Linked DNA regions of Homo sapiens: region 2 is linked to region 1. Evidence: chromatin loops called from intact Hi-C (ENCODE). Cell type or tissue: mesothelial cell of epicardium. All regions are shown on one strand. Each heading gives the region's core, and the rest is flanking DNA. Links, peaks and the distances in the headings are about the cores only. Region 1 has its middle 82 kb from the start of KCNJ3. Region 2 overlaps GALNT13 (polypeptide N-acetylgalactosaminyltransferase 13).

Evidence for each region. Hi-C counts contacts between places; a loop is a spot of excess contacts. Peaks named below come from ENCODE experiments on the same cell type or tissue, not always from the same donor. Only the 100,000 strongest peaks of a DNase experiment are listed, where the experiment ranks them.
Region 2: a loop joins it to region 1, with 10 times the contacts of the local background. A loop is called at or near these places in 3 of 110 quality-filtered maps.

What each region holds. Positions count from the first base shown.
Region 1 is chr2:154,608,372-154,625,604 of GRCh38, forward strand. No RefSeq gene overlaps it. Among named protein-coding and RNA genes, the nearest start is that of KCNJ3, 82 kb to the right of the region's middle. In mesothelial cell of epicardium, for the core only: no CTCF peak of the experiment used is centred there; no DNase peak of the experiment used is centred there.
Region 2 is chr2:154,407,000-154,424,232 of GRCh38, forward strand. GALNT13 (polypeptide N-acetylgalactosaminyltransferase 13) reads left to right here. Exons shown (of 13, transcript NM_052917.4): 11 at 1,985-2,083. Among named protein-coding and RNA genes, the nearest start is that of GALNT13-AS1, 42 kb to the right of the region's middle. In mesothelial cell of epicardium, for the core only: no CTCF peak of the experiment used is centred there; no DNase peak of the experiment used is centred there.

The sequences.
Region 1 (17,233 bases), core at 3,620-11,619:
ATATATCAAGAATTTAGCAAAATGCAAATGCTATACCAATATCAAGTATAGCAAAGTGAGTCTTCCAAATGCAAAAGCCTAACAGAAATCTATATATTTATTTTATTGTGTAGATGTCAATATAACACTTGTTAGTATGTATGAAATGGTGATTTGGAATCTTTCCTAAAGCAGCAAATGATAATTATCCATGGATGTCTACACTATTTCCCTATTGACTGGCAATCTAATATTTAACTAAGCTAGCTTAAATTGAAGTACATTTCAATTGCACAATTTCCTTTGAGAGCAGATTGCAGTTTTAAAATTCAGTAGGCTGAGGTATATCAGATATGGCCATGCTAAGGGAGAAGACTGATTTTCTGTAACCAATTGCCTCCTAAGAAAGTGAAATAATAAAGAAATAACCTTGGGCTTTCACACTGTAGACACAGAATATTTGTTTCAAAAATAACAAAATAACAATAGCAATTAAAAAACTGAACCCCTGACTTACAAAAAGTGTATTAAGATCTATCTAAAAAAACCTATTAGACTTTGTTAGAAAATTCTTAGAGAATACCTGAGGCTATTATTTCCATAGCAAAAAGATGAAGATCTGGGTATTTACTCAGTTATTTGCTTATAGACTCTTTTCTTTATTTATTCATTAATAAACATATATTAAGCATTAATTCCTGAAACCTGGTATAAAAGGTAAAAGATTACTGGCAATTAGTTATATCAGGTTGCTAGTACCTAAAATGGTGGGAATCATAAAATAATCAAATAATAAAAAATAACTTGTATTTTAAATTTACAAAACAGTTTAATGAATTGTTTTTATTAAATATATGTTTGTAGCCATAACATTCATATCAATATGAATAGATATATGGCAGTGCTTGACTAGTTGTACCAAGTATTACAATTTTACATTTAATTTAGCCAGAAATTGTTTCTAATATATGCTCAGAATGCTTTAAGCACCAAATGACATCACCTGCGTTCAGGCCCCCAGAACTGGGGTTTGAAACACTAAGCTGTAAAATATATTGGGCTTCTTTTTCTTTTTCTGATGTTAGGAACATCCTAAGACTCTCTGAAATTGAATGGTGCTATTTTCAGAAGACATTAAACGTGTGCCTTTTCAAAATCTTTTGATAGTTTATGCCACTTTTTTTTACCACAATAATAATTTTAGAGCATTTTGGTATTTTTCAACTCACATATTTCTTCTTTCCTACTTCACAGTCTTGAAGTCTTGTCAGATTTCCCCATATGATCAACTCACTCCACATTCAGATGAATAGGTATGAGATCCATGCTGCCCAATTCTTCTATATGCCCAGCATACATAAATAAGGAGCTATCATTAAGAGCTTCACTGCTATACCACTTGTTCATATAAGTTATTAAAAACAGGAGCAACTCTGTTCCCAAAAATGTTTCCACTGACAGCTCTAGGGAAACTAGAAAGCAGTAGCTGATATGAGTGTAAAAAGGGGAGTGACTTTACAATATATGTCTTTCTCTCTTTATTTCCTAGGCTATAAAACTATGTCGAATTTCAACTTCATATTTGATTTTTATTGCATTGAAAAACTTCAGTAGTTATTTTTAACAACAAATTTTTATTCTTTCCCATACATACTGGTTGAAAATAAAACTAATCAAATCATTTCATTATATTGTTCTTCAGACTTAATGAAATAAATGTTTGATAACTTGTGTCTTTTATTCTTTCCCCCTTCTTTATCTACTTCAGGAATATTAGATTCCTTTACAGTTTTTTAAAAATTTTAAATTTATGAGTAATACATTTCTCTATGTTTTCCAAGAGGTTTGCATCTTATACTACTTTTTTGAGTAGACATGGTCAAGTATCATTGAAGGGGCAGCCAATTCCTGCTCTGTGAGGCCATTTTAACACCGCTGTCCCTCACCCGAAAATGCTTGTGTTACCATAGACATTAATTATCAGGTCCTTCAGCAACACAATGTCAAAATACGCACTTGGTATATTCAAATAATTCATTGAAAAATAAATCGACAAATTTCTTGGCTTCAGTGGCCAGGCTTTTAAGTATTCTTTTTTTTTTTTTTTTTTTTTTTTTTGGTCGGAGTTTCGCTCTTGTTGCCCAGGCTGGAGTGCAATGTCGCGATCTCGGCTCACTGCAACCTCTGCCCACGGGTTTCAAGCCATTCTCCTGCCTCAGCCTCCTGAATAGCTGGGATTACAGGCGCCCATCACCACGCCCAGCTAATTTTAGTAAAGATGGAGTTTTGCCATGTTAGCCAGCTGGTCTTGAACTCCTGACCTTAAGTGATCCGCCCGCCTCGGCCTCCCAAAGTGTTGGGATTACAGGCGTGACCTACCGTGCCTGCCCTTAAATATTTAAATCTTTTTTTTTTTTTTTTTTTTTTTTTTTTTTGAGACAGAGTCTCGCTCTGTTCCCCAGGCTGGAGTACAGTGGCGCGATCTTGGCTCACTGCTCACCTCCACCTCCCGGGTTCACACCATTCTCCTGCCTCAGCCTCCCGAGTAGCTGGGACTACAGGCACCTGCCACCACGCCCGGATAATTTTTTATATTTTTAGTAGAGACGGGGTAAATATTTAATTCTTTAGCATCTCACTTTTGTATTCTTGGGTTCATACTTATGCCCAGGTCTTGACACTGTGTCTTCAAGTAGCCTTTTGACTCCTGCCACAAATTACAGCTGTATATTGTATTATCTGAATTATCTAAAATCATGGCTATTTTCCTTTTTTAAGAAAAAAAAATCAGTTTTTCAGTACTGAGATATTGGTTTTAAACAAAACACAATAATGAGAGCCTTTACATATTCAGTAATTTAGCAGTCCAATTATGTCCTTCTGTCCTCTAAGTCAACATGTTTTAAAAGTGAGAGAATAGTAATTTTATATCTACATATGTGGAAACCATGTTTTTTTTTTTAAATACAACCTTTTAGCTTTGATATGAGGCAATTATGTTTTTCAGTAATATCTGGGATCTATTCTACCTGTTACAATTTTGTGTGTCGTAATAAGCCACAGAAAACTGTTGTAGGAATTGGAGGGCTTGGGAAGTAATGCCTTTGACTCTTTGCTTGCATAACTCCCTGGCAGAAATTTTTCCTTCCAGTAAAAATATAATATGAAAAGCGGATTACTGCTCAAATCAGGTGTACCTGGGAGCTCGGTAGATAAAGGAGATTTGTGATAACAACTGAAAGAATGAAAACAGGGGAAAAAGATAGTAGTTTAGAAGGTAAGTAGAATAATGATTTCAGCTTTGTTTTTAAGAAAAAAGGACTCTTTCCAAATTAAATGTGGTTCCTGTTATCTGTGAAAACATTGGAAAGTTTAAGGTTTCTATTTCTGAAGTTTTTGTATTCTACTAATATCACTTCCAAGTTAAAAACCCAAAATAAATATTTTAAGACAAAGTGTGCATATCATTTACTTTAAAGATAACTGTTGCACCTAAGAAACAACAACAAAAAAAGATATTTCTTGAAAAATTTTAATTATCTTATCCTCGAATATCTTGTGATTACATGCCGGAATCAAATACACAATATTTTTAAAGATCATAAAGCAGTATACTTAATTCTATCAAGGAAAAACTATTCAACATATATACCCTTCATATCTAAGTTTCCCTGAATCAGAAGGTTTCTAATTCAGGAGGTTGCTTGGAAAGGCCGATGTATGAAGTGCTCTAATTTCCACTTGCATTAGAATGCTGAGGTCCATTCCTTCTAAACATTTTCCAAAAACATTTTTGAGTATATCATTTATTCATTCATCCTTTCAGTTGATCTGACAAATATTTATTGAGCTCCAACTATATCCTATGTTCTGTGTTTGGGATATCGCAGTAAACAATAAAGGCAAAATCAATTTTGCTCTCAAGGGATTTATACTCTAATCAGGGAAATCCACATTTGTTTATATGCTTATATAAACAAATACATTTATATCTTTATGTGCTTATATACGTTATAATCATATACACAAATTAATAATTAAAATAACTTTAGATATTTTAAAAAATCCTGGATATTAGCCATGATGATCTGGCAAGGCCATTTTAAGAAGAATGCATTTCAGCTGCGTCATGAATAAGAAAATAATAAGCCAGCCAAGCAAATGTCTGATGTAAGATGTCTTCAGATAGAGGAAACTACAAGAACTAAACTTCTGAGGCTGGTGCAAGTTAAGAGATAGAAGTAGACAATAGTGGCCAGATGGAAAAAGATCTTATAGGCCTTAAAAGTAAGGAAGGGATTTCTTGGTTTCTTTGTTTATTTTCTTTTCTAATAATATTATAATAAGGATTTTAATCATAGGAAATAAGGGATTTGATTTATACTTTAAAAGATCAAATGGAAAGTGAGCTGTAATTAAACTAAATGGAAAGTGGACTAACTCTGGTAAGGTGTAGATTTAGCTATGTTAATCTATCCTAGCATTGTTTCAGTATAAAAGACAAGGTACTGTGTTAGTATAATTCTTTGTACAATCTTTCATACTAGAGGTAAGAAAAAAAAGTTTCAGTCAGAAGCCTCTAAGAGTGTTCCTTATCTCTGGGCCTTACTAAGATATCCTTTTCATTTCTCTCTAGCCTTTCATGCCAGAACAGGGAGAAGCTTTCACCCAATGGCATAGGGACCAGCTAGTTGGTTCATGTCTCTAGCAAACTTTCCTTTTATTCCACCACCAATTCCAACCACCAAATTGGGAATCTACGAGCATTTGGTTCAAAGAGCTCACAGCCTCATTCACAACCAAAAATATTTCAGAGTGTACTCTGCAGTAAGAGCTATACCATAGTGTGAACACATTGCAAAAAAAGAAAGAAGGGAGAGAACACTTCTGTCTTGGGGAAGTTAGGGAAGACAGCATAGAGGATGTTGTGTTTGAGTGAGGCCTGAAGACATCTAAAGTGGTTTTAGGCAGAGAAAATATAAATATAAAATTTTCTCTAAATTACAAGGAAAAGTAGCATGAATTAGAGCATGTAAGTATGATCATATATGATTTTTAGGTAAATGGAAAAGCACACGACTTCAGAAAAAGCAAAGATTTTTATGTCACTGGCAGTGGTAGGAAAGAAAATTGAAAAATTTATTATTTGTACCCATGGTACGGAATATGAGCATTAATTTTCAGGCCTTTGATGGAAAGTCTGCAAATAATTTTTGAGCATGAGGGTGACCACCAAATTTGTGTTTTACAAAGATAATGCTAAGGAAGAGTGTAAAGAATGGATTGAAGGAGCAAAAGGGCAAGAGACTAGCAGCAGAAAAACCTGTTAGACGTCTTTAAAGCGGTCTAGATTAGATATGCTAAGGGGCTGGACAATGAGAGATGGAATCAAATAGGGAAGAAGGATAAATTAAAGAATCATGTTGGTGTAGAAGTGATAGGGTTCATATGTGAATCAGGTTTATCTGCAAGAATAAGTGACGTTATTGAAGTTTATAAAGCTTCAGGCTTAGACTACTTACTGCATGAGGATGCTGGCAACCTACTAACCTATGACCTGGCCCAGGTATTCCAAGGATTATAGTCATTTGATAGGCTAGAACTTCACCTAAATCTCCCCATAATCATCCTAACTTCCAGTTTCTTTTTTTTTCCCCTTGATGTTTGGTATTTGAATAATGAATGTACCTTTCTTCAAGTAAGATGCAATATGCTTTATGTTTTAAGTTGGAAATATCTCCTGCCTACCAGTTTTGCCAGTGTGTTTAATGTTTGTTTTATTTTTCAAAGATGAATGAATTTTGGTTGAGCCATTGCTCCTAATAGGCAATACAGTCACATATTGTTTTCAGTCCTCCTTTATAAAGCAGCTGTATTTTTCACTTATGGCTGATTCACATCTTCTCATGAATTTAATTTTCTTCCATCCACATTAATTATCTAACTAAAGATGATATGGAGTTGTAATATCATATCAGTGACATAAATTGCCTATTACATAAAGTTAAGATATAGTCAGTTACAAACAACAAAAGAATCAACACAACTAATTTTTAATGAGAGATTTTTATGTTATATATAAAAAGAATAGTGCAACCACCAGGTTGGTTAATTGAAAGGCTAAATATAAAGCAAAGAAACGGTTTCCTTCAATCATCTTGCACTGCTATTTTCATCACACCAGGTTATCTTTTTAAGGTATCACAGATACCTTAAAAAGACATCACCTGTTCTGATAAAAAGATACCACCTTTTCTGTGATATCACTTTTTAAGATATCACAGAAAAATGAATAATTCTTATAATGTGTCCCTTTACAAGGGTTAGAAAAACTTTACTAGATGGTGTTGTCTAGACTTCCTCTCACATCTCATTGGCCATTTATACAACACTTGCTCTGTCTAAGCCAATCAAGTGTGATGACAAGAATAATGAAACCACCATGATTGGCTTAGACTCATCCTTCTCTGAAATGCATGACCATCTAATACCTGAACAAAATCAGGGTTTTATGTGAAAATATGCAGGAACATGGAGGATGGTTTTCTAAATAGGCTACTAATAGTATTCACCACTGCAGTATTCCTGAAGGATGTTTCTTTTGGAATATTTTAAGATTTGTCAATTACATACCATGATCTCTGGGTAGATAATGCTCCCTGAATACCTTTCCAACCTTGGAGCTTTCAGCATTAATTGGTCACTCATTTGGAGAAGACAGAGGGAAAAAAAAGTCATCAGAGTTCTTACCTATTGCAACACAGTCTCAGGAATTTGAACTGGGCATTGGCAAATTTCAATATTGGTCCTTGTTCAACTGCCCTTCCAGTGCCATCCATCATGCTATTAGGAATCTTGTCCATACATGCTGTTCTGTGGCTGCTCAGAAACTCTCTAGCAGAACTTCAAGTATTTTCTTCCAGTTAGTAGCCTTCTGTTTCAAACTCATCTATTTGACCAAAGTGTAACTGTCTTCTAGTCTCAGAAGCATTTCTGATTCATATAAGAAGCTAAGCTCTATCTTTGTATTCACTGGAAGTAATGGGTTAAAAAAATTCATTTCTCAAGCAACAGAAATGTATTTTGACAAAGATCTGAAGGTTCTAAAGATTATCCAAAAGAGGACACTGTTTGAAGCAGCATTTTCTAGTTTGCTGCCTATTTGACATTTGGCCATGCACTGATTATATCACATCTCAAAAGTAGCACTTGCTTACCTGCATTTCTGTAATATGCCACTGAAATAATACACGTGAAAGGGCACTGACATTGTGAGGGGCTGCTCCAAGAAGTTCTTGGGACCTGGGGCAGAAGCTACAGATTAGAAGACCATGACAATGATGAGTATTGTTTCAGGCATTAGCTAGCTTCAGTTTTTGGTGGAACCAAAGTGTCGAAACTCCAGGTAGTCAGAGTGGTGAAATTTTTAAATTATGGAGTGATCATCTTCTTCACGTCTCCCAGAAGTCATGGAGTAAATATTTTACAAACAACTAATTTTTGATCTCCAGTTACGTAAGAATGATCTGATTAATTTCTGTGAGTGAAAAGTTGTGGTATAGTGGTAACAGTCAAAAAATGAATATTCTAATGATTATTGCAAATGTCATCTCTTCATGCAGGAATATAGCATTAAAACAATTGGGGCTTACTAGCTCTGTATATATGTGGAGGCACAAAGAAATTCTAATGAAATCCCACACTAGTGTAACAAATGTTTTAGTTTTGCAATCTATATATTTCCTGAAATTCAACAGAAAGCATGTCCTCAGTGTCCTGAGCATTTAAAACAAGAAGAAAACTTTATTTAAAAGGTTTTGATGGCAGAAGAGAAAAGTTAAAGTTTCCATTTCTTTCATCATTTTATCTCCCTTAGTTTTTCCACATTTCACATCTGTCTTTCTTCTCTGAATACCAAAAGTAATTGATGTTAACTTGATAGGGTCTCAAAAATAATTTAAATTATTAAAATGTAGTTCTGCAGATATAAAGAATTTATGTGTGCCATTTTATTCTTCACTGTTTCAGAATGACGTCCTGCCCTCCTACCCACGGTGTAGCCTTCTCCACTTGTCTGAACACAAATGACATCTTTTATGTGTAAAGACTAAAGTGAAGTTCCATGAATCATTTCTTTTTTAATGTTTCCCATGGAGCATTTCCTCTCCCTGTCAAATAGAAATCCACATTATTCTCTTTTAGAGTTAAACCTTAATGTATTTTCTTTTCGCTTGGAGTACTTTTCTATTTTACTTGGTTACTGCATTGCTTCTTACATCAGGCTCATTTGCTACATCACTCTAGGTGCCCACACTATCTTTTTGTAACCTTGCCTTGTTCAGGGAAATCGTTCTCTCAAAAGCACTAAGTGTCTGAAACCATGACTGTTTATAATAGGATGGTACACAGCAAGGATCCCCAAACCCCGGGCCTACTGGTACTGGTGCGTGGCCTGTTAGAAACTGGGCTGCACAGCAGGAGGTGAGGTGAGCAGGCAAGAAAGTGTTACCGCCCGAGCTGCGTCTCCTGTCAGACCAGCGGTGGCATTCGATTCTCAGAGGAGCACAAACTCCACTGTGAACTGTGCATGCGAACGATCTAAGTTGCGTGGTCCTTATGAGAATCTACCTAATGCCTGGTGACGTGGAGTGGAACAGTTTCACCCCGATACCATTTCCCCCGCCCACTCTGACCATCGTGGAAAAATTGTCTTCCACAAAACCAGTTCCTGATGCCAAAAAGGTTGGGGACCGCTGGCACAGAGAGCCAAAACATGATTATGAATTGTAAAGTTTTATAAAATTTAATAAATGAAACCTGAGAAGTAACCATTACAGTTACAAAAACAAAATAAAGTTGTACATTTTTTAATCAACCATATGTATAGTGTAATAGAAGAAATGTTTACCATGGAGTCAGAAGATGCCCCTAACAAGCTCTATGAACTTACACAAGGCTTTTCTCAGCCTTGTCGTCTGCTTCCACATTTATAAATATATGGAAATATATGAATCTTGAACTAAATGATCACTATGACCCTTCCAGGTCAAATGATCTTGATTATCAGTATATTAATAGGTTATTTTATTTTAGGTTATTTTATTTTTATCTTAGTCAACTGGAAATGGACTTTTTAATAAAAGCATTAACATGGAATGCTTCCTCTTCTTACGTGGAAACAACTCCTAAAGCACAAATTTGTAATTATGGTGCAGGAGAGTCTTATCATAGGTTGCAGATTTTTAGGCAGTTTTCCGTAATGAGTTAGAAATTATATTAGGGGAGCTTATGATGGGGTCAGTTACTTATAATGCTTATTTTGTTAGAGAATATAGTATACATTTTGATGGAATAAAAGCTATTTGGGAGGATATTGCCCTGTTCTCTCACTCCACTTCTTACATGTCTTTTATTCTACAGTTGCTGTCTAAGTCTTAATATCAAAATTTGCTCCCTATGCGGAAAATCTGTTTGGTAACTATCTATTTGCTACCTAATCTGGGTAATGTTGTAGAACAGGTCTGTTCTCCATAATATATCCCTGTCTATCCAAATCAATGTTGTCTTTAGTTTGAATAATGAATATTTAGAGAAACAATTTGAATAGAAATGGATATAACTAAAACTATTCAGTTCTGGGGTTTTGGTTAGTGAGAGTTCAAAGAGCAAGGGTTTGAATGTGAAGGAGGGGTTGGGTAATATTTTCTTGGGGAAGCAGAATGCCTTAGTGAAAAGGGTACAAGAGTTCATATAAGGAAAGATAGACTCATTCAATTTCTTTTTCTTCCACTTGCTATCTGGGTGACCTGGAGCAAAGGAATTGGCCACATATGTATGTTAGGATTCACAGTTGTAGGTAGAAGAAACAAACTCTGGCTGATTAAGTGCAACTTGATTCATTAGAAGGATTAATATATGACTCAGAGAAGCAGTAGAAGAATAAGTGTTGCATTTCCATTATAATTACATAGAATAGTAATGATGGTGTGTGGTAAACATACAATTTTTGAAGCTGGTGTTACACTGATGCTGTTTGACATTTAGTACTAATACTCTATAAACGGCTATTCGATAAGAACAGGAAGAACTTAAATTGGACATTAGCTAGTGAATGACTAGAAATTCTATCAGGATCTGTTCATTTAATTTTGTCTTGTCCTTTCAGAAAATGAATCTATAATTTATAACTCTCAGGAAAAAAATATTGAAATCTTCACATAGCTCTATTGATTCAAATTTTAAGATATATAGATGTTAAAACAATCTTATAATAAAATTATCACACCATTAAGATGGTTACCAGGAAGACTTCAGCATTTTTACTAGTTCTTTGTTTTACTTTTTTCTCTTAGTGGTTTTTTTTTTTTTTTCCCAGTCTCTCTAATTATCACCTATTCCATCTATAGGCATCTTAATCAGTTTTGGCCATACACATTTACTCAGAATTCCAGAAGAAAATTAGATTGTATAATACATGGTTGATTTCCCTTTATGTTAGCTTGACAAATAGCAAGTGACAAGATTAGCCATCCAGGAATCCACAATTAAAGACTATGGTTTAATTATAACCATGTTAATCAGACTGGCAGAATTTTTTGCCCAGTCCTCTGATAAACCAATAACAAAAATTACCAAAGTCTTCTTTGGTATAAAGAGAGGCAAGGATAATTTGTGAAAATAATAGCTTTTGCTTGAAAGATATAGAGGTTTACTCATTATGTTTTCTAGAATGTTTTCATTATATTTTCTAAAATAAGAGAATTAGCTTATGGTGTGAGATTCGGGGTTCTGGATTTTTAGAATTTTAACTGCTTTCAATGAAAAAGATTCATTATGCACAATACTGTTGTTATGACCATTTTACTTTTTTTTTTTTTTATCATTTACAAACAAGGACAGCACATGTTTTAAGTGATGCTTCTTTGCACTATCCATGACCTGTGAAACTGCTATTACCATCAGTGAAAGGATGAAGGAAATCATCTGACCTTGGAAAATAGTAACCATTTACCTTTAGTCACCAACACTTTCTTGTGATGAGATGTTCTGTTAGTGGCTGTACTTATACTTGTTATCTCAGTGTAAATGACTGTGTACTGTTTCCTTCATACACTGATTTGCAGATGTGCAAATTAGAGAAGTCTACTAGCTAGCATTCCTTTTCACCCAAACTGCAGAGGAGAGATGCTTTCACTCTGTTAGTTATATGATTACTTTGCTGAGACCATTTAATGCTAATATGCGCTTTTGTCTGCATTCATCTTTTTGCTTTTAGTTCTGCCAGCATAGTCAGTTGTTACCCCCTCCTCATGTGCCTCAGCCTTGCTATTGGAGCCATCTACCTAGCTGACTTAATCTCTATTTCCATAGAAAATAGACATGTACAAGTTTAGTAATTCCCTATGACATGGCAAAAAAAAAAAAAAAAGCCCTGTAGAGACTTGTAAACTATTCTTTAAAAGCACCTAAGAATGAAATGTCACATTGCATGATAAGAATAGTTAGTGATGCCTGTAATCCCAGCACTTTGGGAGGCCGAGGCGGGCGGATCACGAGGTCAGGAGATCGAGACCATCCTGGCTAACACAGTGAAACCCCGTCTCTACTAAAAATACAAAAAAAATTAGCCGGGCGCGGTGGCAGGTGCCTGTAGTCCCAGCTACTCGGGAGGCTGAGGCAGGAGAATGGCGTGAACCCGGGAGGTGGAGCTTACAGTGAGCTGAGATAGCGCCATTGCGCTCCAGCCTGGGTGACAGAGCAAGACTCCGCAGCCCCCACCCCCCCCCCCCCAAAAAAAAGAATAGTTAGTGATGTGACACAATTAATGGTCTATGCTAGAAGTGCCATAGTGAGGCTTTTCATATTTTTAGTCATCAGTCATTCATTGAATATGTATTAATACATGTGTGTATTAGAGTTCTCCAGACAAACAGAACCCATAATATATATAAAGATATAAAGAGAGAGACGTATTAGGAGGAATTGGCTCATGAAAGATTACGGAGGCTGAGAAGTCCCACAATCTTTCTGCAAGCTGGAGGCTCAGGAAAGCTGGTGGTATAGCTCCAGTTAAAACCTGAGGCCTGAGAAGCAGTGGAGCTGATGATGTGCTTCCAGTTAAAGGCCAAAATCCCGAGAAGCAGGCAGCTGCTAGTGTCAGTCCTGGAGTCTGAAGGCCCAGGAACCAAGATCACTGATGTCTGAGGGCAGGAGAAGATGAATGTCTCAGTTTAAGCAAAGAGAGCAACTTCGCCCTTTCTCTGCCTTTTTATTATTTTCAGGCCCTCAATAGGTTGAATGGAGCCCATTGGTGAGGGCAGATCTTCTTCACTCAGTCCGCTGATTCAAATGCTAATCCCTTCCAGGAACACCCTCATAGACGCACCCAGAAATAACGTTTTACCAGCTATGTGGGCATAGCTGAACTGACACAAAAGCTGACACAAACTGACACAAAAGCTTAACTCTAACAACAACACATCTTTCTTTCTTTCTCTCTCTTTCTTTTTCTTTTCCTTCCTTCCTTCCTTCCTTCCTTCCTTCCTTCCTTCCTTCCTTCCTTCCTTCCTTCCTTTCTTCCTTCCCTCCCTCCCTCCCTCGCTCTCTCTTCCTTCCTTCCTTCCTTCCTTTCTCCCTTTCTTTCTTTCTTTCTTTCTTTCTTTCTTTCTTTCTTTCTTTCTTTCTTTCTTTCTTTCTTTCTTTCTTTCTTTCTCTTTCTTTCATACCATTAACTGTTCAGTCAGAAAGTAAAAGTCATAATAAAGTATTTTGATAGACATTATAGTCTACATTCAGACAGACCTATGTTTGAATCCTGACCCATTCTCTTACTAGTAAGTTTACTTAGCTTCTATGAAATGGGTTTTACCTTTTGGGATTATTCTGAGGATATGATAAATTGATAAGCTTAAAGTGGCAACCAGGGTCTTACTGAATCTGGGTCCCACTCTTGGGTGTGTAGTTGTGGGAAATAAGCTACTTCCTGAAGCTCTAATGCAGATACATTTATATCGTAGATTCCCTGAGGACTGTAAATCACATCGCTATGTTGAAGATGTTTGGTGTTAAGGACATAGCAGTACAGGATTGTGATGCCATGGAGCTAATATAAATAGGATAAGTAGTTTCATTCTATGTATAGCCATGGGCAGGAGGAGGTGGATGTCCCTTTGGATATTTATGTCATACCTTAAAAAATCACATTGCTTCAAAAATAATTTTCACTTTATAATTCATTTATACTTACTTTTTTATTAAGTAACTTTCAGTCATATAAAATAAAATTTACAATGGTAATGATAATAAAAATAGAAAATCACTAACTAGTAAACAAGTGGTCAATATTATATATAATATAAAATTATATATTTTATATATAATGATATTATTAATTATTAATTGATATATATTTTAATATGATATATATTATAAATGTAAAAATACATATGGTTTTATATGTGTGTGTGTGTGTGTATACACACACACACACATATATTTGCCTTTATGTTAGTTTCCAAGCTCCTTTTAACCAGGGTAAGATTGGCAAAACAAGTTGCAGTATTTTATTATCAGAAGGGAGGACATATATATGTGTGTATATATATATATATAATTCATTCAGTTGAAATAAAATTTTTCACATGGGACTTTGAAGCAGACATATAAAAGGCAATCTCATCAATGATAAATTTATGAAAAATATAGAAGCAAATTTACTATAACTATTTCAACTACTTTACAAATTCTGAAGATACAACAAGTGTTTACAATTCAGTGAGAATTATACTAAGAAGCACTAAGATAATGTGATCCAGGCATATGTCTTTCTGGTGGTCCAAGCAAGAAGTGAATGCAAATGAGAAAATACTGATTGTAGTAGATAAAGAATGGAAAGTATTTCCCTTAAACAACTTTCCATCTGCTGAAATTTTAAGAGTGAGTGATTTGATGTGGCTTAGTAATGTCAGTGTTCTACAGTGCTAAGAATAAAATTAGATTCTTTAGAGACTGAGATGACATTAGGAAAGTCAAGAAATATATCTATTGTTCTGTCTTCATTAAATATCTTCTACCTCTATGTATGTGGTTCAAGAGAATCCCAAAATTGTGTTTAATAAAGGTTTTACAAATAGCTTTTCTACATTCCTTTATCTGTTATTACATTTGATTGGTTTTTAATTGTTTTTGATTGTCTCCCTTTCCCCTTCTTGGAGCATCTCTCGCTGTACTCTCTCCCTGACTCTCGGTGATTACCCAGGTCCTACTTCCTTAGTAGATGAGGCCTGTGTTCTTTAGTTCATCAATTGCTTACACTTCTAACTATAACCTTATCTGATTCTCAACTATCTCTGTCTCCTTGCCTTTAATCACAAATGGTGCAGGGTACTTCTCTTTCTTCAGGTCAAACCAGGTCAACTCAGGGCAATCTCCTGTGATCCTGACTTCCATCTCTTAAGAGACTGTGAGCTCTTCAAGGTCAGTTATTATGTCCTAACCACTTTGGTCTTCTCTAGCAGGTGTATAGTTGGCCTCCTTATGTCCCCTGGGCCTTACCATCTGAATCACTAAACTGGACGTTCTTTGCTTGGGCTTGCTCTAGCACCTGTGCACTCTAGTCACATGCACTGCATGTGGAGATCCTAGAGAATTAATCCCTCCCTTCCCCCAACCCAGGTTCAGCCCTCAAATGATGACTTCTAAAAGTTGGTATATACATATTCCAGCCCTCTTGCTCCTCAGGCAGGATAACTAGGATGAACGTGCTCTACACTGGCTACCAGAATTCACCAGCCTGATTCAATTCTAGTTGACCCACAGTAATGCTTAATAATGTACCTTTCATCAGTTTTCATCTTTTCCCTGTTTCTCTTTGCTTTCCACTTCCCCTACCCAGGTGTTTCCCTGGATCACTTCCCAAGGAAATAACTTGCAAACAAATCTTAGTTTCTGGGTTTGCTTTCAGGGATATATATAAAAAAAAATGTTTTCTACACCCAACTCTGAGACTATCACATAGAGCATTATAAGTGTTTGTTGAGTGAATAAATGAATAAAATTAACAAATCATGAATCTTGCCATGTTACTTGAATTCATATGAGCTAAACTGTATTTTAAGGTTTTAAATAACTCAGCTACTATTCTTGCCATATTTGCACTACACGTTATTCAGTATCTTGTCTGTATTGTAGTAAACTTAGATTATCTTTGCTATAAATTGCTTTACCATGTCAATACATATTCTTTCATGTTAATATTTTTCTAGATTGTAAAACATTCCCAGATTAAAGCACGTGCAGTCTACATGCCAGGAATGGTTCACAAATAGCAGAAGTTTAAGCTAGTAATGCCAGCTTTATCTGCAAAACAGATCACAATGACAATTGCAAGCTTCTGCTGTTGATGTTGAAAACATACGTTTGCTGTGCCTCCTAAATAAAAATAAAACCTAGTCACAGAAGACACATTTGTGCTAGGCAAAGACCTCATTGGAATCCCTTATTACTTCTCAGCTATCTGGGGCCAAAATACCCTTGAATATTTTTTTGATCATTGCCTCTCTTAATTTTTCCAAAATTGTAAAGTAAGTTAGGCACCATGTAAAACTTTAGGATTTGAAGATGCTTTTTCTCTTTGTCCTCCACAGTCCAGCAGAGGGAGCAGTGTGTCACCCAGAAAAGCTTCAGCCACACACATACTTGAGCACTGGATTCTATGAGACAGACAGATGCTTGGATTTCGGTGAAAAGTATCCTTGACATAAGCTGAGAGCAGAGGCGCAAAAATGCTAGCGAAAATGGAAAGGACAGTCACATACACAGTGAAATTTGAGAGACTGAGTCAAACATATCTCAATCAAAATCTGCTTCCTAATCAGTTCTATTAATGCACTGAAGATTCCTTGGAAAAAAGAAAATATTGTTTAGAGGAAGAGAAGGCCACCCTAGAGCATTACGACTCATGAAAATCTTCAAATGGATTAGTCAGTAGGAAGCAGTGAGTATGATGACTAGCAAATTAAACTTTGGAGTCATGCTGTGGACTCAATTCCTGACTTTCACATATTAACTGTGTGACTTTATTCAAGTGATATAATACCTTGAACACTCACACTCTTTACCTTAAAAGTGGGGATAATAATATCAACATCATAGTACAGTCATAAGTATTAAATACCATAAAAGGGCTTAGCATAAATCATCAATAGTATCTCAGTAAATGTTAGCCCTTCTTGTTCGATTGATTAAAGTTATTTACCATGACCCTCAGGAAAAGAAACAGGCCAATGTGAAATCCAGTGCAAATAATGAAAAAAGGAAAATTACACAGGTGGAAAATTCTAGGGATGAGATAAAATGATAGGTCTTGAATTTTGGAGGCTGCCCAGTGTGCATCCACCGATATTAGGCACCAGAGAGTAGAAATATGAGGGTAGGAGAGGTCACCAGAAGCAGCAGGAAGTAATAGTATTTAAGTCAAGTACTGCCTCGCTTGTACATTTATCTGGCTTGATTGTGCCAGGAAAGTCTTCTTTCACTGGGACCAAAGGGTTCAAAAAGAGGGTGAAATAGCTAAACTCAATGCAGAGCTTTCTTCAAGTCAAATTTTCTTGAGTGTACAAAACATTAAAATGTTGGCAAAGGCATATGAATACTTGGCATCAAGGGCAACTAGGAATAAAGGTAGACTGAGCTTCCTTTTTTGTGTGTATCAATCTTATTTTAGTTCTGTTTGGATATGGGCCAGCCCTTGGGACACAATTTTTCTCCTGCTCTTACTTCAAAAATCATCATTGTGTCCATTATCCTTGCCTGTCTTTCAGGAGTATCCTTCCTCTGTGTTAGATTTTTTGGAGGTGTATCCACAGCTGTATGGAACCAGAAATGACCAATGCTAAAATAGTTTATCCATGCTGCAATCTGATCCTTTCCTCTTTCTCCATCTCCCTCTGACTTCTTATTCCTCCCTTGAAAATTAACTGTTTTATTTCATAGTCCGTTGCATTTTACCTGTATTTTTCCCCTCAATTTTGTGCATGTATATCGAAGGGTTGTTGCTGTGGCAACCTTCTGTGAGGAAGCTTTTGAGCTGTTCTATTACTATATATTAAGGTAGATTATAGAAGGAATCATTTTTAAAATAGAAATTTAACCAAATTTATATCTAAAAATGTTAGAGCACCAGGACTCTGAGTGTAAAAATCTTCTGTAATTGAGTTCATTATTTACAAATATTATTAGTGTTATTACTCTTTGT
Region 2 (17,233 bases), core at 3,560-11,559, 200 kb before region 1:
CTTAATTTGTCAAAGAGTAAGAGGGCATGCATCTCCGATAAGTCCCTTTCCAGTACCACTGTCAGAGTATGTACTAGGCTGAATATGGCTTTGAATTTTCTGCTTTCCAGCAGAGAGAGAAAGCCTTACAAACAATTCAAGCTGTAACCCCTGTAATTATTAATTAGTGCCTATTCAAGTACCATGTACCTAGCAGAGATTCTTCTAATCAGATTGCATACCTTACATCTAAAAATGAATTCGTCATTTTGTGAGATATGTATTTCTCTAAGTATAATGGCATTATACTGTCCTACACTCTTTTAGGAACTAAATAGCAATAATGTATAATCTTATTTTCAAGAAATCTTCCTTTTATGAAAAGTCAATAAAATCTGATGTAAGGGATTTAAAAATAATTCAACTTATATAATTTGATCAGACTATGTGCAACCTATACCATCCTATTTACTACATCATACTACAATTTATCAGTTGTTACCTTCCTTAATCCTCTCCAGCTGCAGGTCCTGAAAGGTCTTTTGCCTATAGGTTCAATCCCTTCTAGTGTCTGGACCACCTGAAATCAGATTGAGAATATATTTCAGCCCTATATGAACAGGTACCGGGTTTTGCTTCTAGAAGCCCGTGCCCTTTCCTTGTAATATTCAGTGTGTGTTTTGTCTTTTTTAATGGGTTGCTGCTCAGATTTTTTTATGAAAACACATATAACTCTGCTCTAAATCTCAGCCCCTTGAAACAGGGCTTGATGACTCTGTCCAGTTTTTTCTAACATTTACCAAATGGGAATTCTGATCCATACTATTCTCAGTTATTGATGGGGGCCTTAATGCAAGTCATACCACTTTCCCCAACTCCAGGTACTAGTACTTGGCCATGAGGTTCTGCACCACAGAAAAAGTGAATTGTATAAACCAAATTCATCCTCTATATGTTTATGTAGTAAGTTTCCTGTCTTATTCATTAGCCAATGTGAGGAAACATGTACTCAGAGCATAGATAAGTAAATATATGTGTCCAATAATTCTACCAACTGAACAGTAAAATATGCATGTCTATGGTTCGGAGATACAAACTTTTCAAAAGCAGAGTGGACAAGCATAAATACATACTTGGGGTTGAGACTAAGTAAAAATCTGAAATATCCCATTTATTAGAAGGTTGAAGGTTTTTTTCTTTTTTGCATTCATTTGTTCTTGATTCAGTGAGATTAGTATCTTTAAAGTCAATTATTGGTTTTGTAATTACATTTGGCACAAATATGTATTAACTTTATGTTAATTATGGGACTAATGCCATGTTTGAATGTAAACCAAGAACTTTATGTCTGTAGTCAGCAATTCAATCTTGCTTTTGAGGAATTTGTAATGTGAAATCACTGTTTAGCATTGTAATAGCTTTCCTTAGGGTCAAGCACTTCCCAATAAGTTTGACATTAGGCATGAAAGAAGATGCATGAAAATGTTTTACTCACAGATATAAACAGTGTAATCTTTATTAACACACAGAATGGAACATACAGTAATGAAGCAATCTAAAAAGAACATAAATTTCAATATTTAGCCAATTTGTTTTTATTTCCTTCCATGCAATAGTATAGGAGTTCAAGAATAGTCAATGGTTATTTGAGTGGAATATGAAAAGTGTGTCCTAATTTTCAGAGGATTTGGGGAAGAATTCCTAATTCATAATATGCAGCTGCTTCCTTCTTCTATGATACTATGCTATAAACAGGGAATGTTTCTTGATTAGATGCCAATGCCAATTCTGTTCAAAAACTTCAGGAGGAGTTTAGAAATGTATACAGGTTAAGAATGGACACTGAAAAAGACAAATATTTAAAGTAATATGTTTTTCTTGGAGAAATTTTCTTATGAAGTTGTATTATTCAGTTAACAATAGATAGTAACATGAGAAGGATTTGATGACTTAAATAACTGTCTGATTTATGTTTTATCCCCCCCCTTTTGTGTGTTTCCTTTAGATAAGAAATGTTGAAACCAATCAGTGTTTAGACAACATGGGCCGCAAGGAAAATGAAAAAGTGGGTATATTCAACTGTCATGGTATGGGAGGAAATCAGGTAAACTCTCCCTTTTTATCAGCTTCATGTTTTAGAGGGAAAATATTGTTAAAACTATCAGTGGAGACCATGGCTCACATGTTAATAACTATAAACTGAGCTTAATAAATAAATGTACACTCAAATCTAGAACTAATTTGGCTATTTTATTGTCCCAAGGATCTTAAAGGAGAGCTGAAAAATTAAAATAAAAAGAGCAACACTTTCAGTGTGCCTACAGTTAATGAAGATATCCAAATATTTTAGACACATCTCATTTTATCATGTATTAGCAAATGAGAGGAGTACATTTTATTCTATTAACTGAATATAGAAAATAATTCCTCAACATCTGTGATGTTTTCCCAATGGTTATTTTTATCCATCTCTTTTCAGATTTTTATGTATGTTATGATTTTTAAGAGCTTTTGAAGTTTAATAAAATGTTTAAGTATATAGTTCAGTGTTGAAAGCTGACTAAAAGTCTTAGACAGCCTTTCTTGTGTGTGACAAGAGTTCTTGTGCTCTTCTTAAGCATTGGAAAAAAGCTTTGCATGGTGGGCCACATGGAGGCTATTTGGCTGTGAGTCTTCAGGACAGAGCTATTTTACTGCCATGGCCACTTTGAGAGGTAGAATTTGGAGTTCCTGGGAACTATACCAACAAAGCAGAGTTTGAGGTAGCTAATCCTCTGTAAACAAGTTATCTACAGAAGTTTAGGAGAACCAAAAGTTTTTTATCCAGAGGTAGAATTTCTGAGTTAGTGTGAACCGAGGTTGCAAAAGTTATCCTGTCCAGCACAATTATGGTTATATTTGTGTCAAGATTTATTACAAAAATACTTGTTGATTCTTGTACTATAAAGAAGAAAATGAACTCTGTTGAGTTTTGGCGCACCATACTTCAAACAGGGCCGGTGTTATTTAATGGAGAACATTAAAAGGAAGTTTCTCCCTTAAAAATTCTTAATTTAAAAAATCCTAATTAGTGTTCCAAACTGTCAATTTGAGCAAGAAAATATTTAAACCAAATTTCTAAATTACAGCATGGGAAATTGACCTTATGGAGGAAGAGGATAGAAACAACATAGGCAGACTAATGACAAAGCATTCAGAAATGATTCCATTTATTGTTTCACTGATTCATAATGAATGTGACAGGCCTCTACTGCCAAAAACCAATGAAGTCCTGATGAATTCAGCTGGAAACAACAAAATGCTTAACTATAAGAGGACTAAATGTGTGAGGGTTTAATTTTCTCACATAATAAAAATTCTGACATTTGTTTAGGACCTCAATGATTTCATAAAGAAACCAAAAACTTTATGTCTTTCCATTCTTTAGTGTTTAGAGTTAACTTTTATCATCAGCTGGTCAGAAGAGGACTGCTGAAATTCCAGACATCATATCCACATTCAAGGCAGGAATATCAAAGTCAGGGAAGAACTGCAATAGCCATATCTGTTTTTCTTTTAGGAAAAGCAAAAGCCTTCCTAGAGGCTCTACACGTCTCAGTGTATCTCTCTTTAGGTAAAAATGTGTTACTTGGACATCCCTAGTACAACAAAACACTGAATATTTAACCCCACACTCACAAGTAGCTGCTTCTCACAGTTCATTTACCAAGATATTGGGGAGACATTTAGAAGTGCCAGCCATAATCTGTTTGAACAACTTATGGCAAAAAAAATCAGCTAATTATCTGCTCCATAATTTCATACAGAATTTAAAGAAACACTACTTATGAAATCTCTCTCATTCTATTGCTTATGAAAATAAGAAAGGTACCCCAGATGAATTCTCTACATAGAATCATTACAGTGCCATATTAAAAATTACTTTATTCATCTGCACGTTTTCAAATACCCAGAAATAAGCTATCTCACTCTACTGCAAACTTCTTGCTGGCAGTCCTATATCTTACTCCTGTTTTCATACCCAGCACCTGCTGCAGTCTTGGAACATGGTGAGCACCTAACGAATACTAGGCAAGTAAATAGATGAAAGATTGTATTGCCAGAACAGTAGATTTGTACCTTAGAACTTTGTAGACATTGCCAAGAAATAATGAGCTGTTATTTTCATAGTAACTAAAAGTATATAAAAACAGCTCAGGGATTCATAAAGAAAGTGATCAAATAATAATAAGCATAAAATCTATCCCTACTTTTATTCTAATGTGCTCTACAAGATCAATTTAATAACAAGATAAAAATTAAAACCATTATTTTTCCATCTACATACTTAATTGCACATACACACACACACACACACACACACACACACACACACACACACAAATGTTTTTGGAGCCCTTTTTGTTAAAACACAAACAATGGAAACAATTCAGTATTTACCAAGAGGGGAATGGTTAAATAAAGCATGGTATACGCACAGTATAGAAAGCTGTATACCATCAAAATGACTGAGGGAGGTCTGCATGTGTGTCACTAGAACTTCAAAAGAGAAAAACAATCCAGACAACTTATTTTCAATAATCTCATTTATGAAAAAATATTTGAACAATATATAGTATCTGTATATTTATATGGATGCTATGTAATCTATTACAAATCTATAAAAATCTATCTGGAATATAGATTGTATCTGGCGAGTGGATATCTGGAAAGAAGACTGAGTTGGAAAAGAAATTTTCCTTTTTACCGCACATTTTTCTGCATACAGTAGTACATGTATTTCCTTCATAATTAAATAAGAATGGGGAAATTTAAACTATTGAGACTAGAAGAACATTGTTGTGTTGCATTACCCTGATCTGATTAATTGGGTAACTTATGGCAAGTTACATAATATTTTTGAGCTTTGATATTGATTGTCCATAAAATGAACAAAAGATTTCATTCAAATTTTTTCTAACACTAGGAAAATTCATTAAAAAAATTAACACTAAACATGGCACATACTAAACATGCAATGTGTATTGATCCATTGCCATTAATTAGCCCCTTTACTTGTTATTTCTATTGATGTTGTTAATTCTCTTATTTCTGAAGTTAAAAAATGTTCGTTCAGTGGCTAATGTCACAAGCAAGATAAAAGCACAACACTTAATTTGGTATTGTTGATTTCAAAACGATGAACAACCTCTCCTGTAACTCTAACAAATACAGATTATGGAAAAATTTAACCATCATATAAAACTCAATTATTATGAATTCTGCTCTGATGGAATTCAATATTTCTAAGATAATTAATACTAGGAACCTGTTTCAGGTTTTGTCTTTCTCACTTTAATAAAAAACAGATTTTAGAATTTTATTCTCAGAATTACCCTCCCTGGTTTTATTGCTATTCTTTTATGTTACCATGGAAGCAGCAATTATTTTTATGGTTATTTAGTTTTGACTGTTTTATAAGTAGCCCCCAACCCATAAAAATCACTCAAGCTTCTCTCTCTTGCTTTTACACAAAAATCATAACAAATGTTAAAATCCTTTTTTAACTTAGTTACATTTCTAAAAAAAGGTATTTTTTTTTTGTTTGTCAACAATTATACCTTAACCATTTCTCCTTGCATAGGAGTTTTGATAGTTTAGGGGTTTTTTAAGGCCTTGGAAACATCAGGAAGAAACTTACTTTTCAGTAGTTGTTAGAAATAATTTTCTTAAACACTCAGATTTCCCAGCAAAATCTAAATGGAGTTAATGAAAGTTTTTGTAGCAGGAATACTGCAAAAGCTAACAACTGGAGAATTATTATTCAATTCAACATGACCATTTTGAAGTGCTCTTTTTTTAAAGCCTTATAAATAAAAACTGTCTTACTCAAAGAATAACAAAATTCAGCACTCCATTTATATCTATTCTTGCAATGATTTATTTTCATTGTCAAGCAACTTCATGATAATCATTAACACTTTGAAAAGAATAAGAATAATTTGATTAACTTGAATATAAACTTTTACAAGTGAAAGACAGAAGTTACAATTTACTGAAATAAAGTATAGCAGTTGTGAGAGTGTCTTCTCTGTACTTCTGAAAGATGGCATGGATTCCTGGAAGCACTTCCATGTCCCGTACAATGTTAATGACTCAGATTTACATGTACAGCCCCAACCTCTCTCCTGAGCTCTAGAATCTATAGCCAGTTAATTATCGTTAATGTCTGCAGACATCTCAAACCCACCTGTTTCCAAACTGAACTCATTTCCTTTCCTTTCACAGAGTCATCCAAAATGGAAACCTAACATAGAAACATACTTCTGAAGTCCGATTAGTCACCAAATCCCAACACTTCTATGGAAAAATGTCCCTACATCTTAGTCCTTTTATAACCAGGATCTCTGCCTTTGTTCTAGCCTATATCTACTTTTACCCATATGGATTTAAAACCTCATTATTTTCATAACTCATAATTCATGCTACATTAGTTTAACATCTCATTAAATATTCAGCAGCTTTCCACTGCCCAAAGAATAAAAGCCAAATTCTTTCCTATGATATACAAAACCCCTCATAATTGTATCCCCATCTGGTTTTCCAGCCTGATCTACCTTGATGTCCCATCGGTCTCCTGTGCTCTAGACATACGTCTCATGATTTCTCATTCCTTGAATGCTTTCAGTGTTTTCCTATCCTAGCAGTTCACTTACACTGTTCTCTGAAATTGAGCTGTTGGCTACACTCTGCTCCACTAAAAAACTTAAGACACACTCACTGTTGAAAACCCGATAATTTAGCTTCTCATTTGCTAGCTATTCATTAGCAACTCCTTAACCTAAACAGGACACATTTTTAATGGATAAACTATAATTGATTTATTCATTGTTTTATTGTTTAACATACAATATTTATAAAAGTTCATTGTTATAAACCAGGCCCATCAATTTCCTTGTAGCTAAAATCTGGCAAGCGCCAATATTTACTTCTTTAGAAATATCTCTAGAAGTACATTTGCTACAGGACACATTTTTAATGGATAAGCTATAATTTATTTATTCTTTTATTGTTTAACATACAATATTTGTAAATGTTCAGTATTATAAACCAAGCCTATCAATTTCCTTGTAGCTAAAATCTGGTGATCACTAATATTTACTTCTTTAGAAATATGTCTAGAAGTATGTTTGCTCAATCAAAGGTTATGCAAAATTAGAAGGCTTTTAAGGTATACTAACAAATTGTTCTTTTTTCTTAAGATTTCAGCAAATAAGACTAATAGCTAAAATAAAAAGGACTCTGATAAACATTTAATACAAATTACCCTCTTTGAGACTTACAATGATCTTTGAAGTAGATAGTGTTATTATCTTATTTTACTTACGAATGTAATGGAAATCTTGAGTGATTAGTATCATGATTGAAATGGTAAAGCCAGTGTGAACCTAAGTCTGATTCCACACCAGGTTTATAGTCACTGTATTTGCATTGATTTCCAACCACACTTTCCAGGATTATAATCGCAGTGGCCAACCCTGTGTATTATATTTTTTTTTTGTTTTTTATCTTTGCCATTTTAGTATGGGAGAAACATTTTATCTTGTTTCAACCATATTTCTAGCATTATCAGTGCATTTAATGATTTTAAAAACTGGCATTTAAACATTTCAAAAATTGTTATTGCAAATTTTCTAGTGATATTGTTGCTTATGTTTCCATTGGGGGTTGAAAGGGGTCTTTTTTCTCTTGTCATTTATAAGAATACTTTGTTAAATATTATCGCCCTGGTCATGCATTTTGCAAACATTTTTCTGACTTTTTGTTTACAGTTTTTTTTATATACAGACTTTTCAAGTTTATATATTAAAACCAATGTTTGCCTTAATACTTTCTCTTTTTTGTGTAGAAATGCCATTCATTTTTAAAGTGCTTTGAAAAAACATTTATATCATCATAAAGGCATAATATCAAAATTGGTACTCAGATCATAGTCTTATTAGGAATATGTTATATCTACTCAAACTGATATTAATTTTTATTTAAAATTTACATAAAATAGCTGGGCATGGTGGCATGCATCTGTAGTACCATCTATTCAGAAGGCTAAGGCAGGAAGATCTCTTGCACATAGGAGTTTGAGTCCAGCCTGGGAAATGTAGCAAAACCCCATCTCTAGAAAAAAAAAAAACTCTAATACATAAAATATATTCATAATTAGGTAAAAATTAAATTAACATAACATTTATAACATAAACATTTTACTTTGAAACTAATCACTGTAACAATTTTAAAAATTCAATGCTGTTTCCCTCTGAATAGCAGCACATCTTTAATTAAAAATGAATAAAAATAGCCCCATACACATTGTACCTTTTCCTTTTAAAGGCAAAAAAATGTAAAGTAATGGAAAAATATTCACAACCCTAGTGAATGCATTTATAATGTTTCTTTTTCTCCCTGGAGCCACTCATTTGAAGACAGCTAGAAAGCACGTGGAAACATTCCATATAATTTATTGCGGTAAATGATTCAGAGCTATTTTTCAAGGTAGCAAGCCTTTAAGGAAGCTTATGCTAGCCATTTGTTAAAATGCTGTTTTCTGCCAAGATTAAAGAAGAGATCATTAGGTATGATCTACACTTTTATACAAATATCTCCTCCTCGTCTAACATCTGATTACTTAAATTGAATCTAATCTTATGACAGGTGTATTAAAAATTTAGAGAGTAAACAAATACTTTGTTTCATTACAGATCCTCTCCTAGAGAAAGCTTAATTATTTTATTAATATGTTCTAATGTACTCACAGATTGTAATGAATACATTCAACAGATATATATTCATTTTAAAGTTTGCATTTTTATAAGTACTGTAATTACTTAGAAGCCATTTCAATACTAATTTGGTCCCTTTTTAGTAGCTTGCACAGTGGAATTAAAACTTACCAGGGATTTCACAGAGTAAATTTGCAAGTTAAATAGAATGGCCTATGAGGAAAGAAGGAAAATCTACCATTCATTAAATGTTTAAATGAGTTGGATACATGCAAGCTAGAAGAAAGCAGGGTTACCACAACTTCTATAGAAACAGGAATTATTACAAGAGCCTTTCATTATCATTAATGCTTGACTGGGAGAACTTCTCTGGTCTTTGCTGACTTTGTCCTCCTGTCAGGAGATTATACTATACTTGGGATGGAATGCTGTCTTAGTCTATCTGGGTTGCTATAATAAACATACAATAAACTGGGTGGTTTAAAAACAACAGAAATTTATTGTACACAGTTCTGGAGGCTGAGAAGTCCAAGATCAAGACACCAGCAGATTTGGTGTCTGATGAGGGAAAAGTTCATTGAGCCTTCTTCTTGCATGCTCACATGGTGAAAGAGAAGAGCTAGATCTCTGGGTTTCTTTCATGAGGACACTAATCTCATTCCTCGGGGCAGAGACTTCATGACTTGATCACCTTCTAAGGGCCCAGACTTCTAATGCTATCACCCTGGGGACTGGATTTCAATGCATGAATTTGGGAGGGGGGACTCAAACGTTTAGACTACAACAAATGATAATTTCAGTCAATCATTCATCCAACAAAACCTGATTATCCTAGTCAATAATAAACACTCTAGGTAGTATATGACTAAGGGGAAAATATCCAAAGAAAAGAAACGTTTCACTTTGGCTAGCTTTTTGGGGGATCATGAGTTATCTCTTTACCCTCAAGTTCTTCAAACAATGAAGTTTGAAGTTTTCTTTTAAGTAAATCCAATAGGCCCTGTGATCATTTGATCAGTCAGGTGTCAACAAAGTCTTAGGATACTTTTACATGTCAGTGAATCTCTTATTGCCATGCTACTCTGTTCAGTCTTGATTCTTCACATTTTATTTTTCTGCAAAATTAATCCCCTCAAGTTTAAGGAGGCGTCAAAGTTGTACCATATCCTGGGCTTGCAGCCATTGTTTCAAACTCAGTGTGTCTATAATTACCTTTTGTCCCAAGCCTTTTGTCCTCTAATCTCTTTCTTTCATCTTTTACATTTTTCTCTCTCATCTTTCATCACCCCATGCTCACTACAAACTGGACCTAAGCCCTGGGGATTCATTCTACTAGTCTTTTTAAAATCTATTTCTTCTTTTCTTCCATTAATAACTCAGCTTTCTAAATTTGAGCCTTGATTGCCTCAGACTTGAATTACTACAATAATTTTCAGTGTAGTTTCCCCAAACTCCAGCCTGTCCCTATCTTCATTCCACCTTCCTTAAATAATTAAGTGATGACTCCGTCGAAATTATCGCTCCCAGTTGGAAAAACAAACAAGCACCAAAAAAAAAAAAAAAAAAAAACCTGAAAGAGTTCCTAGTTATTACAGGATAAAATTGGCATTGTTTACACAACTTTGACCCCTTTCTGCTCTACTCCATCAACTTTATGGACCCTGACCAGACTTGTAAAAAATTGTTATTGTTAGTTGTTGTTTTTCTTATAGCTTTGCCTTTTCTTAAACCCATTTGCCATGACCTTGCCATGCTTTTATTTATTTATTTATTTATTTATTTATTTATTTTTTTGAGGCGGAGTCTTGCTCTGTTGCCCAGGCTGGAGTGCAGTGACACAATTTTGGCTCACTGCAACCTCCACCTCCCGGGTTCAAGTGATTCTCCTACCTCAGCCCCCCCGAGTAGCTGGGATTACAGGAACCCGCAACCATACCTGGCTAATTTTTGTATTTTTAGTAGAGACAGGGTTTCACCATGTTGGCCAGGATGGTCTCGAACTCCTGAACTCAGGTGATCCACCCGCCTCCACATCCCAAAGTGCTGGGATTACAGGTGTGAGCCACCGCGCCCGGCCACTTTTAGAACTATGTAAATTCTATCAATCTAGTCGCACTTCAAAACCCACCATCTCTATATAGTGCTGTATTTTTTCTGCTTTTCAATATACATTTATATTTCCTTTGAACTTAGACTGCAGAATTTTTTCTCTTGTTTTTAACTTATATATTATTTCTCAATATTTTATTCTTTAATCATTATGTTGTCATTCAATTATGTATGTTTCATTATCCTATCTGCAAAAATAAATTGTAGTCTTTTTTGGAAGCAAGAATTTGTTGTTTTTCTTTTTAAAAAATCCCCTTACAGGAATAAACGCTTATTAAAAGAATGAACAAGTAAACAATTGTTATAAAAATGTTTAAAGTTACACAAGAGCCTGTTATCATAAAAATAGCTTCAAAATTCTGACTACATAAACTAAAATCATCTTCCTGGAGGATGAAATTGTTCCTCTAGAAATGTGTGGATTTGGGGCTTTGGTAACTGAAAAATGAATATCAAAAGATACCCATGTTCTAACCCCTGGAGCCTGTGTTTTACCTTATGTGGCAAAAAATATTTTGTAGACATGATTTTGTTAAAGATCTTGAGATATGGAGATAATCTTGTGTTATCTAGATAGCCGCGCTACCACATGTATCCTTATAAAAGGGAAGCAGAGGGAGAAGAAAAGGTGATGTGACCATAGTGGCAGAGCTTGGAGTAAAGCGGCCAATAAGCCAGGGAATGGTTGTAGTCACAAGAACCTGGAAGAAGCAAGGGCTAGATTTTCCCCCAGACCCTCTGGAGGGAAAGAGGCCCTGCTGATACCTGATTCCCACCCAGTAAAACTGATTTTGGACTTCTGGCCTCCTGAAATGTGAGAGAATAAATTCCTGTTTAAGCTTCCAAGTTTGTGATAATTTGTTTTATCAACGACAGGAAATTAAGGGCTCACAAAGAAAATTCTAGAAACAGTATAGCTCAGAGTTCATAAATAGCCAACTTCTTTGGACAAAAATTTCTAAGATACTAAACCTTCCTCAAAGTTGGAAACATACATGATTTCATCCTGATACTTCTAAACATGTTGTGATAGCTAGAAAGAGTGGACCTCAGTTATATAGTACTGATTCTTCAGAAAGTTTTAATTGTAGAATTTTTGTTTTTAGAGATTCTATTTTAACTCAAATTTTTGTATTCTCTACCATCATAGTAATTGTAAATAACATTGTCAATTATAAATCCTATATTAATAAAAATATAAAATAACTAAAATGAAATCCTTAAAATATTAAATGATAATGGCTCCTTCTGTTAATAAATCCTGCACAGGAGTGTTAAAATTATTTTATCCAATAATTGAGCAAAAAATCAACAAGTAACATTTTCCTAATTCAAGAAAATTATATCAGAGGAACATCTATGAAAACTTGGAGTTGATAAAAACTTGTAGGAACTTGTGATCTGATCCTGCCGAGTGTTGCCTGGCCACAGTGTTTTCTAGCATAGAAATGTTAAATATGTCATGTTTGGCCCTTTTCTTTCCCTGACAAGAGTTACTCAAAGATTGTAAGTTTTTGTTTTCTTTCTTAAGATCTCTTAAAAATTGAAAACTAGTATTGGCTGTTTTTTAGATTTATCTTTTAAGTATTGTAGAGTCTCATTTTATGTTTCTACATTTTGATTGTTAACATCTACCATGTAAGACATTTTTTCAAAAGTGTTAGAAAAATTGTCAATTCAAGTCAATCTAGAAAACACCTTTTCCATTTTCATAAGATATTTAAAATTCATTTCATGGGATCCTACATTGATTTAAATAAGTCACAACTTTGGCTCTATGCTTTCTAGCTATGAGCACAAAGTTGGTTATATGATTCCTTGTGTCCATAATATTAAAAAACAGCTTCGTAAAAGTTCAGATATTCCTGGTGTTAAAATCATAAGGATATCTACTGTGATTATCGATAAGAAAAGCAGTACATGGAAAAGGGACTATGGCACCAACAAGGGAAGGACACCAGACCAAATTGGAGAAGACAGTGTCTAAGAAGGCATCTTAGAAAATAGCAAAGTATGTCAGTGCAAATAGTAGGACAAAATATTATTCTGTTGATTAATTGGTTAAAGTATATCACCATCATCCCATGCATAACTGAGATTAATATTACATTTCTATAAGGCTTAAACATTAAAATGATATTCTGTTTTTTAATGTACATAAATGTGTATCAGTTTTATTAATGGGATTCCCAGAATATTTGGAAAAACTCCCCTTAAAGTGAAATATCACAGTAAGTGTATAAAGCAGAACGTTTAATACTACCCTGGTTTAATAAAACCCCACTACATACACACACACATACACGTAGACACAAAGGCGTACCTCAACCATCAGGACAACTTTTCTTACTGAAAATGGGAATCTGTTACCTGAAAAATTTACTAAAAGGAAAATGTGTTGCTACTAACAGCATCCACTTTGTACCCATTGCCCACCAATTTGTCTCCTCTAAAGCTCCTGTTATATACAGATGGACTGCAAGCTCTCTGCTGACTTTACCAAGATGAATTTGTCTCCATTAAACTAGATATTTATTTCCAGCAGAACTTATTACTCCTGTGTACTCTTTAATCTTCTGACCCTCATTCTTTTCTCCACCTTGTCTTCAAATAGTTTTCTCCTGTTTTATGCCTAATTCGTTTTGACTTGAGGCTATAACCTTACTCATTACTGTGAAATGTATCCTTGTTCAAGTAACCTTCCGGCCAACATTTTATCATATTTAATACTTTTTTAATTAAATGATTTGAATGCATGAGTCTACTATATGTGAAGAATATTAAGGTCTTTCGAAATACTCTTCTATTCCCCATCACCCTTAGACTAGCTGTATGCCTATTTTTCATCAAGGACATAATTATTTTCACCATAACCATTTTAAGCACTCTATAATAGATAATATAACTTTATCTTGGCTTAATCCATGTAGTAAAAGTCAGTTTATTATTTTCTAGGTAAGGTAAATAATGTCTGTGATTTCTAAATTAACAGCGTTGCCTAGCCCACTTTTATATTCTTGAGAAGCCAAGCAGAATCCATACTTATGATTAGTTGCTTTGCTGTACCTGTGATTGTCTTCATCTTACTGCATTTGCAATTCCATCCTAGTTATTAAATTGTTACAGTTTTGGAATAAATTAGGCAAGGATATTCCTAGTTTTTTTTGCTTTTTAAATATGAAAACTTATTTTTTCAGAAATGAAAAGATAGCACAATAAGGCCAAGATGACATAAAACTATACAAGAAATTCATGTTCAAATAGTTGACTAGGCAATACTAATACTTTATCCCGGGAAGAGAAACATTAAGTTTAGAAAAAGAAGACATCTGAAAAAATATGCAAGTGAAATGAAGATATTTGATATATTTTATAGCACAAAATACATTTTATATTCTGTATAAGATTTTTTAAAGATTCCTTGCTTAAAACTTACCAATTTTTAAAAGGAGTCATCAAATATAAAATATTATTGAAAGTAGCCCAGTGTAAGGAGACTAATCAAGTGGAAGCTACACATCGATATGGCTAAAACACAATGTTTTAGATATGTCATTTAAAGTTAACTATATATCCCATATATATTTTGCCTTGCTACAAATATAGACGTAGTAGTCATACTATGTCAGCAAAATATCTTCTATTATAGGTTTTACATGCCCTAATTATATACTCATGATGTCAAAAAGGAATTGGATCTGAGATATCATGAGATTGTCATTTTTCTGTATAAATGATGAAGAAAAATTATTTCTAATTTTTTTCCAAATCTATTCTTAACATTAAAAGCTATCTTTATATTGAAATATGTCTAATACTTTTTTCTTTGCACAAGAAATACGTTTTCTAGGATTTTATTGCATTCTACACTAATTTGAAGCATGTGTTAGCAGTATGAAATGGGTTTTTTCTTTTAATTACATCATATATAATTATACATGCAAGAAATATATATATATTTGTTATAGATAGATATCGCTGTTTAAATCCACTTTGAAACAAGATGTAATATAAATAGGCACACAAACCATATACTCAATCTCATAGGGAATACAAAAGAATCATTAACAATACAGCAAGCATTCATAATGCTCTACAGGAGGCATTCAGGAAAAGTTCTGATAAGGACAGGAATGGGTCTAAAAGACTCCACAAAGCACTCAGCGTGCACAGAGAGCAGAGGGTGAGTAAGGACAGCAAGGACACTGCCACAAATGGAATTGAAAGTCTGGAGTGGGACAGTGGAAAATTAAGTTTTACAAGTAGAAGAGCTAAGATTACAATAGAAGGTAAATGTCAAGCAAGGGAATTTTGACTTGAGGGGACAAAAGAAGCAATGAGCTTTCAGACTACAAAGGTTGTCAAAGGATCGTGTGTAATAAGCATCATGAAAATACTTGGACTGCACTTTTGTTATTAAAAATGACACTGTGAATTCAGCCAAATATGAAAAGGGCTTCTTATTCATGTTATTTAGTGTTGAAGTCTAATTTCACAGCAAGCAGGGGCAGACTGTAGAAACTTTTTCAATTCATTTCTTTTATTCTGCTATCAAAGGATTTGATCCAATACAAAGCATGAAGCTACATGTGGTGTATACAGAAATGATACCTTTCCATTAAAGGAAAAAAAGCTTCAGTAGGTAACCATGGAAACAGCCTAGTGTCCATTCCAATTTCGAATAGAAAATCTTAGTCTTCTAATGAAAACCTACCAGATAGACATACTTCTACTCCAGCTCTCTAGTTCTAACTCTCTAAAAAGGTTTGGAATATTCATTTTATTTAAGAAAGTAAAATATGTGTTTATGACTGTAATATGCAAAATTTGATTTTTTCTTTTAGACAAAAAATTCAAAGATGCATTTTAAGACCGTAACACCAAGGAATGATCAAAGTGGTCTTGATAGCTCACCATAGCCAGTGTCCAATTCATGGTTTACACATTACTGAGAGCAAGTGCCACTTCTGGGTGGCAGAAATTGTCATGTTCCAATCCACCTAACAAAGAGACCTGATTTTTTTTCTTCACTCAGTGAGTTAACCAAGTGACCCGTGAGGTGGACTTATTTTTTTTATTATTATTATACTTTAAGTTCTAGGGTACATGTGCACAATGTGCAGGTTTATTATATAAGTATGCATGTGCTATGTTGGTTTGCTGCGCCCATTAATTCATCATTTACATTAGGTATTTCTCCTAATGTTATCCCTCACCCCTCCCCCCACCCCACAACAGGCCCTGGTGTGTGATGTTCCCTGCCCTGTGTCCAAGTGTTCTCATTGTTCATTTCTCACCTATGAGTGAGAACATGCGGTGTTTGGTTTTCTGTCTTGTGATAGTTTGCTGAAAATGATGGTTTCCAGCTTCATCCATGTCCCTGCAAAGGACATGAACTCATCCTTTTTTATGGCTGCATGCTATTCCGTGGTGTATATGTGCCACATTTTCTTAATCCAGTCTATCATTGATGGACATTTGGGTTGGTTCCAAGTCTTTGCTATTGTGAATAGTGCCACAATAAACATACGTGTGCATGTGTCTTTATAGTAGCATGATTTGTAATCCTTTGGGTGTATACCCAGTAATGGGATTGCTGGGTCAAATGGTATTTCTAGTTCTAGATCCTTGAGGAATCACCACACTGTCTTCTACAATGACTGAACTAGTTTACAGTCCCACCAACAGTGTAAAAGCATTCCTATTTCTCCACATCCTCTTCGAGCTGGACTTATTTTTTAAATGTATGAATCTTAATGTGGTGTTACTTATAAATCTAACATAAATACATAGCCCCCAATTTCTTACTGAAGCTTTAAGAGACAAGTTAAAATTGTTCTCTGGGATCCCTTGTACAGAAGAATTTCATATAAGTTTTGTAGCTTACTCCAGGAGGTATAACATAACCTTCCCCCTTCCCTGGCATGTGTGCTGTGTTGACTTTCTTCCAAAGATTACAATGTGGAAGAGGATAGTGGCAACTTTACAATGGAGAAATATTGGCAAATACTACCTTGAGTATGTAATCAAGATTCTATAATGTGAGTCATAGTGATACCGTGCACCCTTGAAGTGATGGGAATGACACTGTACCTTTGAGGTCTTCCACCCCCAACCCTAGACCCCTAATCCAGCCATGAGATAAACATTAGAAAAATTCAAACTGAGAGATATTCTATAAAGTGCCTGATAAGTATTTCTCAAAACCATCATCAAAAAGATAAAAGTCTGAACATCTATCAGAGTAGGCTGAGGGCATATGATGACTAAAAATATATTGTTGGATGGGATCTTGGAAAAAAGGAGCATGGATTGGATTCGTAGGGGAACATGATGGAAAACCTAATGAAATCTGAATAAACTCTAGAGTTTGAAAAGTATCACCAAGA